Regions from separate parts of the Homo sapiens genome. Here regions 1 and 2 are each linked to region 3. The links are chromatin loops, found by intact Hi-C in ENCODE. Cell type or tissue: mammary epithelial cell. All regions are shown on one strand. Each heading gives the region's core, and the rest is flanking DNA. Links, peaks and the distances in the headings are about the cores only. Region 1 holds the start of MIR7107 (microRNA 7107). Region 2 overlaps LOC105370034 (a long non-coding RNA gene). Region 3 overlaps ANAPC5 (anaphase promoting complex subunit 5).

What was found. Peaks named below come from ENCODE experiments on the same cell type or tissue, not always from the same donor. Only the 100,000 strongest peaks of a DNase experiment are listed, where the experiment ranks them.
Region 1: it touches region 3 in a loop (16-fold over the local background); 96 of 110 quality-filtered maps call a loop at or near these places.
Region 2: a loop joins it to region 3, with 4 times the contacts of the local background. A loop is called at or near these places in 9 of 110 quality-filtered maps.

What each region holds. Positions count from the first base shown.
Region 1 is chr12:121,442,383-121,444,882 of GRCh38, forward strand. It overlaps KDM2B (lysine demethylase 2B), which reads right to left. Exons shown (of 23, transcript NM_032590.5): 15 at 2,068-2,154; 16 at 1,630-1,890; 17 at 1,298-1,411; 18 at 610-648; 19 at 1-454. MIR7107 (microRNA 7107) reads right to left here and starts at 1,970; the gene lies at 1,891-1,970. In mammary epithelial cell, for the core only: a CTCF peak has its summit at 1,027 (motif pointing left); a DNase peak (open chromatin) is centred at 1,019.
Region 2 is chr12:121,679,247-121,685,449 of GRCh38, forward strand. All of the region lies in intron 1 of LOC105370034 (a long non-coding RNA gene), which reads left to right. Among named protein-coding and RNA genes, the nearest start is that of MORN3, 13 kb to the left of the region's middle. In mammary epithelial cell, for the core only: a CTCF peak has its summit at 2,995 (motif pointing left); no DNase peak of the experiment used is centred there.
Region 3 is chr12:121,333,483-121,335,982 of GRCh38, forward strand. ANAPC5 (anaphase promoting complex subunit 5) reads right to left here. Exons shown (of 17, transcript NM_016237.5): 7 at 2,051-2,241. Among named protein-coding and RNA genes, the nearest start is that of ANAPC5, 18 kb to the right of the region's middle. RefSeq lists a silencer at 1,923-2,114. In mammary epithelial cell, for the core only: a CTCF peak has its summit at 1,454 (motif pointing right); DNase peaks (open chromatin) are centred at 469 and 1,469; H3K27ac peaks cover 224 bases.

The sequences.
Region 1 (2,500 bases), core at 1-2,500, 110 kb after region 3:
GCGGGCTGCGCAGGCTGGGCCCCAGCTGGTGCCGCAGCTCCCGGGGGGTGCCGTTGAGCCCCTTGCTGAAGCGGTGGGGACGCTCGCAGATGCCCGGGGGCCGCTTGGGCTCCTCGCCCTCGCTCTCAGGCTCCGACTTGATGGGCTGCTGGTTCTCGTTGGCCAGGCTGTTCTCCGTCCTCTGGATCTCGTGGTTGAGCTCCTTGCTCAGCTCCCTGCTCAGCTCCTTGTTGGGAAGCCGCCGCTTCCGGCGCATCTTCACCTTCTTCTTCTCCTCCGGGCCCTCGGCCCCTTCGGTGCTGGGTCCCGCGGTGGGGGAGCTGGAGCGGGAGTGGTCGCTCTCCCTGGTCTTGGGGGGCGCCTCGGGCAGTTCGTCCTCGGGTTCCTGCTTGAAGCGCCGGAGGGGCTTGTTGGCCAGCGCCATGCGGTCCTCGGCGTTCTTCCAGGACCGCCGCTGAGGGCGAGAGCGGAGACGCGTCAGCCTCTGGGGCTCAGGGCTGCGCCCGCCCAAGGCCTCCCGCCCCCCTGCCACGGGACTGTGGCCCAGGGAGCTGCGGTGCAGCTCTAACCGCTCAGGCCTGGGGCACAGGAGGGAGGGGAAGATGGTACCTTTTTCCTGAAAAGCTTATCTTCTTTGCCAGGTTTGAGCTGTCACGAAAAAGAAAGGACGCAGAGCTTGCTCCCCGGGCTCGTGGGATTTGGTCTCCTCGACACCCCACCCCACCACGAGTCCACAGTCTCCAGAGGAGGGGCTGGAGGGAGGCCTTCCCCACAAATGCCATCTCCACGTCTGACCGACAGACGGGCGAGCCCTGCCTGCAGCTTTCAAGGAAGAAGCTGGAAGTAGGAGTACAGTTGAACTGTTCCCACCCAACTGACCTCCCACCCCACAGACCTGGAGATGTGCAGCCGCCCATTCAAATCATCCTCGGCTCTGGGAGCCAGTTCTGGAGCACAGCCCTGTGGGAATCCCCGGCCCAGCAGGAATGGCTAGAGCTGGGAGAGACTCCTGGCGCCACCTTGTGGCTGGTGACAGCACGGCCCGTGGGTGGAGCAGGGCCACCAGGCTCCTCAGAGGTTCCCTGGACTCACAGCTTCCATCCCAACCAACAGAGGCTCTAGGCACAGACAGCTTCCCAGGCCCCAAGCCAGAACCACGAGCCAGAGATCTGGGGCCGAGACCTGGGAAGCCTCAGGAGAGGCAGCAGTGGGGTGGAGGACCAGCGGGGTGGGGTGGGGGACAGCCCAGGACTCGCCAGTCCCCGGGGCCTCAGGAGGGCGTGCGTCGTGGGAGCACCTGCTGCTGGAAGTAAGTGAGACTGGATCTCCACCAGGGGCTGAGGCTGCTGCCTAGAGGGGGCCTCGGCGAGAGGTGAGAGGAGGAACCGGGGGACGTTTGAAGCGATGAGGCCTAAAGGGGGGTGGAGTGGGAAGAGGAGTGACTCGCTGGTTTTCCCCTCCTTTCTTTGGGGCAGGGCTCTCAGGACTTAGGTGACCTGCTCAGGGCAGCAAGAGGCCGGGATTATCCCAAGCTCTACCTGCTGCCCACCCCCTGCCCCATCCCTCCAACCCAGCACCCGGGACCAGCCAGACCAACCCCTTTGCCTCCCAGCCCCTCCTGGTCCGTACCCGCTTGCGTCCACTCAGCTCCTGGGGCTTCTCGTATTTCCGCTTCTTCCTCAGGTGCACGTCGTCAGACTTTCTGCGCAGAAGGCCGTCCGGCGGCACCTTCTTCGAGTGCTCATCCGACCTGCGCCGGGGCGCCTCCTCACACTCACTCCTCCGCTTGGCAGGTTCCTGCCCTTCCTTGTTGTCCCGGTTCATCTTCTGCTCCTTGAGCAGGGAGCCGGGCAGGTTGGAGGCGTACTTAAAGCCAGGGCCACGCTTTTGCTTGTAGGCCAAAAAGAGAGAATGAACAGACCAACTGTATACCTTTGGACTTGCCCTTCCTCCTCCCCAGGCCGACGGCAACCCACCTGCCTGAAACTCCTGGGACAGGCTGGTCCCGGCCAGGCCCAGGCCCGCCCCTCTCCCGACTGACCCTGGGACTTGGAGCCCGGCACTCACTTTCCCGGTCTTGCCGGCGTGGTTACACTTCGGACACTCCCAGCAGTTTGGAAGCTCGTCGTTGACCACACCCTCTGACTCCTTAATCTGCGGGGAACACCAGGACTCAGAAGAGGGACGGGCGGAGAAGATGGCCCACGGGCACAAGGCTCTGTGACGCCACGTCTTCCAGAAGCAGCAGCACCCCCTCCCCAACGTCACATCTATCCCGTTTCCAGGCAAAAGAAAACACAGCTGCAGAGGCTGGCAGAGACGGGCAGCTGTGGATCCAGGCCAGGGTTCAGAGGCTGAGCCCCTTTGCTTCTCTGGGACCCTGGGCAAGACACTCCGTCTCTGTGGGCTGGTGCCCTCGGCCATAAAAGTTAGTGTGCCCATCTCACTGGGGGGGTATGACCCAGGTAAAGCCATGAGCTCAGCGCCTGGCATGCAGAAA
Region 2 (6,203 bases), core at 1,936-4,435, 350 kb after region 3:
CATCGAGAAGAATCTGGGCCAAATTAGGGCTCATCTGCATCTGCAGGCCAGCCGGAAGGGCAGGTTACACAAATCTATGAGATTATTCTCCCTATGGGGTCAGAGTTGGGTAACATTATTCACAACACCTGAGTAGGTGGTTCAGGCTGGCCCCTCCCAGATACTGACATGCCAAGAGCATTAGGCCTGGGGGGCTCCTGTCCCAAATACCCTTCGGGTAATCACTTCCAGATCTGAGTGGCAAGGATATGGCTGAGCGCCATATTCAAGGATCTTGTTTACAGCTTTGGGTGAGAGGAGTTGCCCTGTATAGTCTGGGGCAAGAGGGACTCCCCTCAACACCCACAGATAAATGTCCCCTCAATCAGCAAGGCATGGTCTTGTTGACCCTCTTCTGGGCACAGACCTTTAGCTTTCTTCCTGGATGTTCAGCCTTGGCAGGGAGTCCTGAGATTTGTTTTTTTTTTTTTTTCTTTTACAGAGTCTCGCTCTGTCACCCAGGCTGGAGTGCAGTGATGCGATCTTGGCTCACTGCAACCTCCACCTCCTGGGTTAAAGTGATTCTTGTACCTCGGCCTCTCAAGTAGCTGGGACTACGGGCACTGCCACCATGCCCGGCTAATTTTGTATTTTTAGTAGAGACGGTTTCACCACGTTGGCCAGCCCGGTCTCCAACTCCTGACCTCAAGTGATCCGCCCACCTCGGTCTCCCAAAGTGCTGGGATTACAGGCATGGGCCATAGCACATAATAGACAAAAGGTGGACACCATCCAGATATCCATCAATAGATGAGCAGATAAACAGAATGCGCTCTGTTCATGCCATGGAATCCTATTTGGCTATAAAAAGGAATGAAGTTCTTTTTTTTTTTTTTTTTGGGATGGAGTCTCGCTTTGTCACCCAGGCTGGAATGCAGTGGCACCATCTCGGCTCACTGCAAGCTCCACCTCCCAGGTTCACACCATTCTCCTGCTTCAGCCTCCAGAGTAGCTGGGACTACAGGCGCCCGCCACCATGTCTGGCTAATTTTTTGTATTTTTTTTTAGTAGGGATGGGGTTTCACTGTGTTAGGCAGGATGGTCTCGATCTCCTGACCTCGTGATCCGCCAGCCTCAGCCTCCCAAAGTGCTGGGATTACAGGCGTGAGCCACCGCGCCCAGCTTTTTTTTTTTTTTCTAAGACAGAATCTCACTCTCTCGCCCTTGCTGAAGTGCAGTGGTGCAATCTCGGCTCACTGCAACCTTCTCTTACCAGGTTCAAGAGATTCTCCCACTTCAGGCTCCAGAGTAGCTGGGATTACAGGCGTGTGCCACAACACCTGGCTAATTTTGTATTTTTACTAGAGACGAGGTTTCACTATGTTGGCCAGGCTGGTCTCGAACTCCTAACCTTAAGTGATCTGCCCAACTTGGCCTCCCAAAGTGCTGAGATTACAGGCGTGAGCCACTGCACCCGGCCTAGGAATGAAATTCTGATAGGTGCTACAAAATGGTGAACCGTAAAAATGTAATGCTGGCGGCCGGGCGCGGTGGCTCACACCTGTGATCCCGCACTTTGGGAGGCCGAGGCAGGTGGATCACCTGAGGTCAGGAGTTTGAGACCAGCCTGGCCAACATGGTGAAACCCCATGTCTACTAAAAATACAAAAACTTAGCTGGGTGTCGTGGTGGACGCCTGTAATCCCAGGTACTCGGGAGGCTGAGGCGGGAGAATCTCTTGAACCCAGGAGGCAGAGGTTGCACAGTGAGCTGAGATCGCATCACTGCACTCCAGCCTGGGCAACAAGAGCAAAACTCCGACTCAAAAAAAGAAAAAAAAAGCCCATAATGCTAAGTGGAAGTGTATAAATGCTAAAAGGACACACAGTATGTGATTCCATTCATTTGAAATGTCTGAGATAGGCAAAGGCACAGAGACAGACGGTAGATTAGTGCTTGCCAGGGACTGGAGAGGGAAGTGATAGCTAAGGACTACAGGGTTTCTTTTGAAAATGTTCTTAATTTCACGGTGCTGATAGTTGCATAAGTCTGTGGACACACTAAAAACCATTGGACTGTACACTTATTTATTTATTTATTTATTTTGAAAATGTTCTCAATTTCACCATTCTGATAGTTGCAGAAGTCTGTGGACACACTAAAAGCCATTGAATTGTACACTTTATTTATTTATTTATTTATTTTGAAAATGTTCTCAATTTCACCGTGCTGATAGTTGCATAAGTCTGTGGACACACTAAAAACCATTGAATTGTACACTTATTTATTTATTTTGAAAATGTTCTCAATTTCACCGTGCTGATAGTTGCATAAGTCTGTGGACACACTAAAAACTATTGAATTGTACACTTCATTTATTTATTTATTTATTTAAGATGGAGTCTCACTCTGTCGTCCAGGCTGGAGTGCAGTGGCACGATCTAGGCTCAAGCGATTCTCCTGCCTCAGCCTCCCGAGTAGCTGGGATTACAGGCGCCTGCCACCATGCCCAGCTAATTTTTGTATTTTCAGTAGAGACGGGGTTTCACCGCATTGGCCAGGCTGGTCTCAAACTCCTGACCTTGTGATCAGCACGCCTCAGCCTCCCAAAGTGCTGGGATTACAGGTGTAAGCCACCGTGCCTGGCCAGAATTCACTCATTTAAAGTGTACAGCTGGGAACGGTGGCTCAGGCCTGTAATCCAGCACTTTGGAAGGCTAAGGTGGGCGGATCACCTGAGGTCAGGAGTTTGAGACCAGCCTGACCAACATGGAGAAACCCCGTCTCTACTAAAAATACAAAATTAGCCGGGCTTGATGGTGCATACCTGTAATCCCAGCTACTCCGGAGGCTAAGGCAGGAGAATCGCTTGAACCTGGGAGGCGGAGGTTGCAGTGAGCCAAGATCACGCCATTGCACTCCAGCCTGGGCAACAAGAGCGACACTCCGTCTCAAAAAAAAAAAAAGAAAAAAGAAAAAAAAGAAAAAGTCTCTCATGCAGAATGAGCGCCCTCTAGGGGCTGTCAGGTGTCCAGAGCGAGTCACAGACCACTTTTTTTTTTTTTTTGAGATTTCTGCTAAATTGAAAACCAGGTAAATGTCAAAAGAAGGTAACATAGAATGGGCTAAATTTTGTTTAACTTTTTATGGAAGTGTAAAGTGCATATAGAAAAGTGGGGCAGGCATGGTGGCTCACCCCTGTAATCCCAACACTTTGGGAGGCCCAAGTAGGAGGATTGCTTAAGGTCAGATCAGACCAGCCTGGGCAACATAGTGAGACCCCCATCTCAAAAAAAATTAAAAAAATTTAAAAATAGCTGGATGTGGTAGTGCATGCCTGTAGTCTCAGCTACTCAGGAGGTTGAGGCGAGATCACTTGAGCCCAGGAGGTCGAGAGGTCGAGGCTTCAGTGAGTGGTGATCCCACCACTGCACTTCAGCCTTGGTGACAGAGCAAGACCCTGTCTCAAAAAAAAAAAAAAAGGGGGGGGGCCAGGAGCGGTGGCTCACACCTGTAATCCCAACACTTTCAGAGGCCAATGCAGATAGATTGCTTGAGACCAGGCATTTGAGACCAACCTGGGCAACATGGCTAAATCTCGTCTCTACAAAAAAATTTTTTTAATTAGCTGGGCAATGTGGTGCATGCCTATGGTCCCACCTACTCCAGAGGCTGAGGTGGGAGGATCACCCAAGGCCCAGGAAGTGAAGGTTGCAGTGACCAGTAATCATGCCTATGCATACCAGCCTGGGTGGCAAAGTGAGACCCTGTCTCAAAAAAAAAAAAAAGTGGAAATATCATCAGTGTATACCTTGATAAATTTTCACAAACTGAACACAGCATTTTGTCAAAACCAATAGTCTCTGGGACCATCTCTCTCCGGAACAATGCCAAAAGTCTAAATTCGAGTCCTTCTATATGTGTGAGGACACTCCTGAGTTGACTTTGTAGGCCCCTTTTTTTGTCTCCTTTTTCCCCTTATTTTTCCAAAGGAAAATGAGGTGCCATCTGGGCCGGGCACGGTGGCTCATGCCTGTAATCCCAGCACTTTGGGAGGCCGAGGTGGGAGGATCACGAGGTCAGGAGTTCGAGACCAGCCTGGCCAATATGGTGAAACCCCGTCTCTACTAAAAATACAAAAATTAGCTGGGCGTGGTGGCCAGCGCCTGTAGTCCCAGCTACTCCGGAGGCTGAGGCAGGAGAATCGCTTGAACCCGGGAGGCGGAGGTTGCAGTGAGCCGATATTGTGCCACTGCACTCCAGCCTGGGCGACAGAATGAGGCTACGTCTCAAAAAAAAAAAAAAAGAAAAAAGAAAATGAGGTGTCATCAATGAGGTGGCTATTTTTGTTTGTTTATTTATTTATTTATGTATTTATATTATTATTTTTAGAGACAGGGGCTCACTCTGTTGCCCAGGGTGGAGTAAAGTGGCCTGATCATACCTCACTGCAGCTTTGAACTCCTGCCTCAGCCTCCCTTGTATTTATTTATTTATTTATTTATTTGTGAGGCAGAGTCTCACTTTGTCACCCAGGCTGGAGTGCAGCGGTGTACTCATGGCTTACTGCAGCCTCAACCTCCTGGGCTCAAGTGATCCTCTCACCTCAGCCTCCCAAGGAACTGGGACCACAGGTGTGTACCACCACACTCGGTTAACTTTTGTATTTTTTGTAGAGACCAGGTTTCGTTGTGTTGCCCAGGCTGGTCTCGATCTCGTAGGCTAGAGTGATCCTCCTGCCTCAGCCTCCCAAAGTGCTGAGATTACAAGTGTGAGCCACTGTGCCTGTCCCCTCCCTTGTATTTGAATTTAAATTTAAGTTAGATAAAATTAAAAATTCCTCAGTCACAGTAGCCGCGTTCCAAGTGCTTTGTGGACACATGCTGGACTATATGGGACAGACATATGCAGACATTGTGGCACCCTCGCCAGTTCTACTGGACAGAGCTGCTCTAGGGATGAGTTTTCACTGTAGCCTCAATCCCTTCTTTGGAGAGTTTCCTTTTGCTTCTCTCTCTCCCCCTAACCCTCTTTCTCCAGAAAAAAAAAGGGTCAGGCTGGATGTGGTGGCTACGCCTATAATCCCAGCACTCTGGCCTGCCTGGTCTCGGCCTCTCAAAGTGTGACTTGAGGTCAGGAGTTCAAGACCAGCCTGGCCAATATGGTGAAACCTCGTCTCTAATAAAAATACAAAAATTAGCTGGGCATGGTGGCAGGCACCTGTAATCCCAGCTACTCCAGAGGCTGAGGCAGGAGAATTGCTTGAACCCAGGAGGCAGAGGTTGCAGTGAGCCGAGATCGCGCCATTGCACTCCAGCCTGGGCAACAGAGCAAGGCTCCGTTTCAAAAAAAAAAAAAAAAAAAGGTCAACAACATGCTCTGTCAAAACCTAACATCATGTCTGCAGGGATAAGCCAGTGAAAATTACAGTGTTAGAAAATAGTTGTTAGGCAAAGAAATAAAGCTAATAAATCATCCCAAGGAAAAATGCATGGCCTCACTAGAATTAAATAAATGAAAATTAAAATAACCCTGCCATACCATTACATACTGTCTAGACTAGGAAAAATGTGTAAAAATGATGGCCTGCGATATTGGAAAAAGAGACACCATTACACATGGCTAGCCATCCTCGCAATTAGGTAAATCTTCCTGAAGAACCATCTGGAACTGTTACAGGAACTATAAAACCATTTTCTGACTGAATAATTCCACTTAATGACTATTTGTTCAACATATATAGCTGGCATGAGGCACAGTACTTGGCACTTCACATACTTTTTTTTGTTTTTTGGTTTTTTTTGAGACGGAGTCTCGCTCTGTCGCCCAGGCTGGAGTGCAGTGGCGCGATCTCAGCTCACTGCAAACGCCGCCTCCTGGGTTCAAGAGATTCTCCTGCCTCAGCTTCCTGACTTCACACACACTTTTTAAAGAATTTACTTTTTGCAACAATCCTGTGAGATTGGTAGGTATCCTGATCTTTGTTTTAAAAAGAAGCAAACTGTCCAGGCGCAGTGGCTCACCGCTGTAATCCCAGCACTTTGGGAGGCTGAGGTAGGAGGATCACTTGGGTCAGGAGTTCAAGACCAGCCTGGCCAACACAGCAAACCCGGTCTCTACTAAAAATACAAAAATTAGCTGGGCGTGGTGGCTGAGGCAGGTGGATCACTTGAGGTCAGGAGTTCGAGACCAGTCTGGCCAACATAGTGGAACCTCGTCTCTAC
Region 3 (2,500 bases), core at 1-2,500:
GGCTCTGATCGAGAGGTTATTAAATGTGGGAAGACCAAAAGAAGTTAGTTATTACAAGATATCATGGAATGTTGCAAAAATCATGGAGTTTTGAGGAGCCTTAAATATTTTTGGGTACAACTATCAATCTGATGTTTGAATACCCTTAATAACATCTTTGGTCTAGGCCTCAGCACCTCACTGACACCTTCCTCAGAGGGTTCAATAAGGGGAAACTGTTTCCTTATAATGAGCAGAAATATTTTGTCCTTTAACCTACACTTACTTACCAGCTCTCAATCTTCTCCCGTAGCCATACCCTCAATCAATCTAAGCTCTTTTCACATGACTTTTCACTACATGAAGATGTCAAACACATGCTTGGATAAGTCATTTTTTTCCAGGCTAAACATGTCTCACATCCCTCCCACATTACTTATATGATATGGCTTTGAATGTCTCAACACCCTGAGACTGTTCCCTCCCCACACAAGCTTCAGCTTGTCTACATCCCTTTTAAAGCCTCACAACTGGGTTGGCCCAGTGGCTCATGCTTGTAATCCCAGCACTTTGGAAGGCCAAGGTGGGAGGATTGCTGGAAGCCAGGAGTTTGAAACCAGCCTGGGTAACAAAGCAAGATCCTACCTCTACAAAAAATAATTTTTAAAAAAATTAGCTGGGCATTGTGGTGCATGCCTGTAGTCACAGCTAGGAGGCTGAGATGGACTGCTTGCTTGAGCCCATGAGTTTGAGGTTACAGTTAGCTATGATCATACTACTGCACTCCAGCCTGGGTGACTGAGTGAGACCTTGTCTCTTAAAAACAAAAACAAAAACCTGACAACCAGAGATAAAAAGAATTCCCTAGGTGCTGCCTGACACAGAGAAAGGGATAGATGTCTCCATTATTGAACTGTGAACACTATGCTCCCATTAATACACGCTATAGTCTGTATAGAAGGATGCCTGTAGCAAAGACCACACTTCTCTCAACTGGTAAAAAGCCACAGGGCAGGTGGGGGGGTGAAGGGATCTTTGAATTAGTAATTTCCCACCTTTCACCATTATTTACATTATTTCATTATTTCCAAGATAGCCTCCATGTTTTGAAAGTTGTTTTATCTACTTAATTCTATTTACTAAAACATAATTGATCGATTTTCCTATTTCTATTCATTAAAAACAGAGGCACACTGAGGCAACAGTATAAACCAGTGTCACCTGACTGAGCAGCCTGAATTCTACCTGAAAGCAAACCTGACTTTCAGTAAGCCTATGTAGTCTTTCATCCAGTAAAGGTACAACTGCCTTCTGGCTTTTTGAAATACTAAAAATAGCTTCTGCATCCCCATTTTTACCTCCAAAAAATCCTTTAGGGACTCTCTGGCCTAATGACCTAATTTCTTTTTCACTGAACGGCCTGTTGTTCTTAGAAGTAATGAAAGAGGCTAGGCACTAAGACGGCAATGTTACATAGTGACACTAGGGGGCAGACTATTTAGGCAGAAGGTTTTCATAAACTGTTCCAGTGCCAATAAGGTTCCCTCTATGGAAGTTACTGACTAGTCCAGGTTGATGAGCTGCTTTCCTATCTTCTTTTTAAAAAATACATTTTTTAAAAATGCATCACAATTAACATTTGAGAATTCATTTCTTCCATTTCTTTTCCCTTTTCTTTTCTCCCAAAATAGCAAATCTTTATTTATTTTTTCTTTTTTTTTGAGACGGAGTTTCACTCTTGTTGCCCAGGCTGGAGTGCAATGGCGTGCTCTCGGCTCACTGCAACCTCCACCTCCCGGGTTCAAGCGATTCTCCTGCCTCAGTCTCCTGAGTAGCTGGGACTACAGGTGCCTGCCACCACACCTGGCTAATTTTTGTATTTTTAGTAGAGATGGGGTTTCACCATTTTGGCCAGGCTGGTCTTGAACTCCTGACCTCACGTGATCCACCCGCCTTGGCCTCCCAAAGTGCTGGGACTATAGGCGTGAGCCACCGCACCAGGCCAAACAGCAGACTTTTTATTGTCATCGGTTCCTTCAATTTGCGCAAGGACAAAGGTCTATAAACTTACTAGTGACCGAAGCGGCAGTGCAGGGCGGCAAGATTCAGAGCGGCGTATCTCAAGCTCCGGCCATAGCCCTCTTCCCCATTACTTTTGCTTTCGGCTCCGGTAAGAATCAGACGATCAAAATAATGGAGGAGACTGTGTGTTGAACTGAAAACATCTTGGACACGGAGGTTGTTTAAGTAGCTGAGATAATGCTAAAACAAGAAATAATCAATGTATTTTAAACGCTGTAAATATCTCTGGTGTAAGACAACTGCAGAGAGTTCCACTGTCTACAAACACTAGTGTATCCCATACCCTTCTAATAAGATGGTCATAGTTTAGCTTAATCTTCTCCCTAGAGGCAGAATAAAACAGCTTCAAGACACATTCCCCCTAGAGGGAGTCCACAAATTAAAAATGGGAGTTCCATTAGTATTTGTGTCAGTTTTATCTCAAATATACTCCACTATG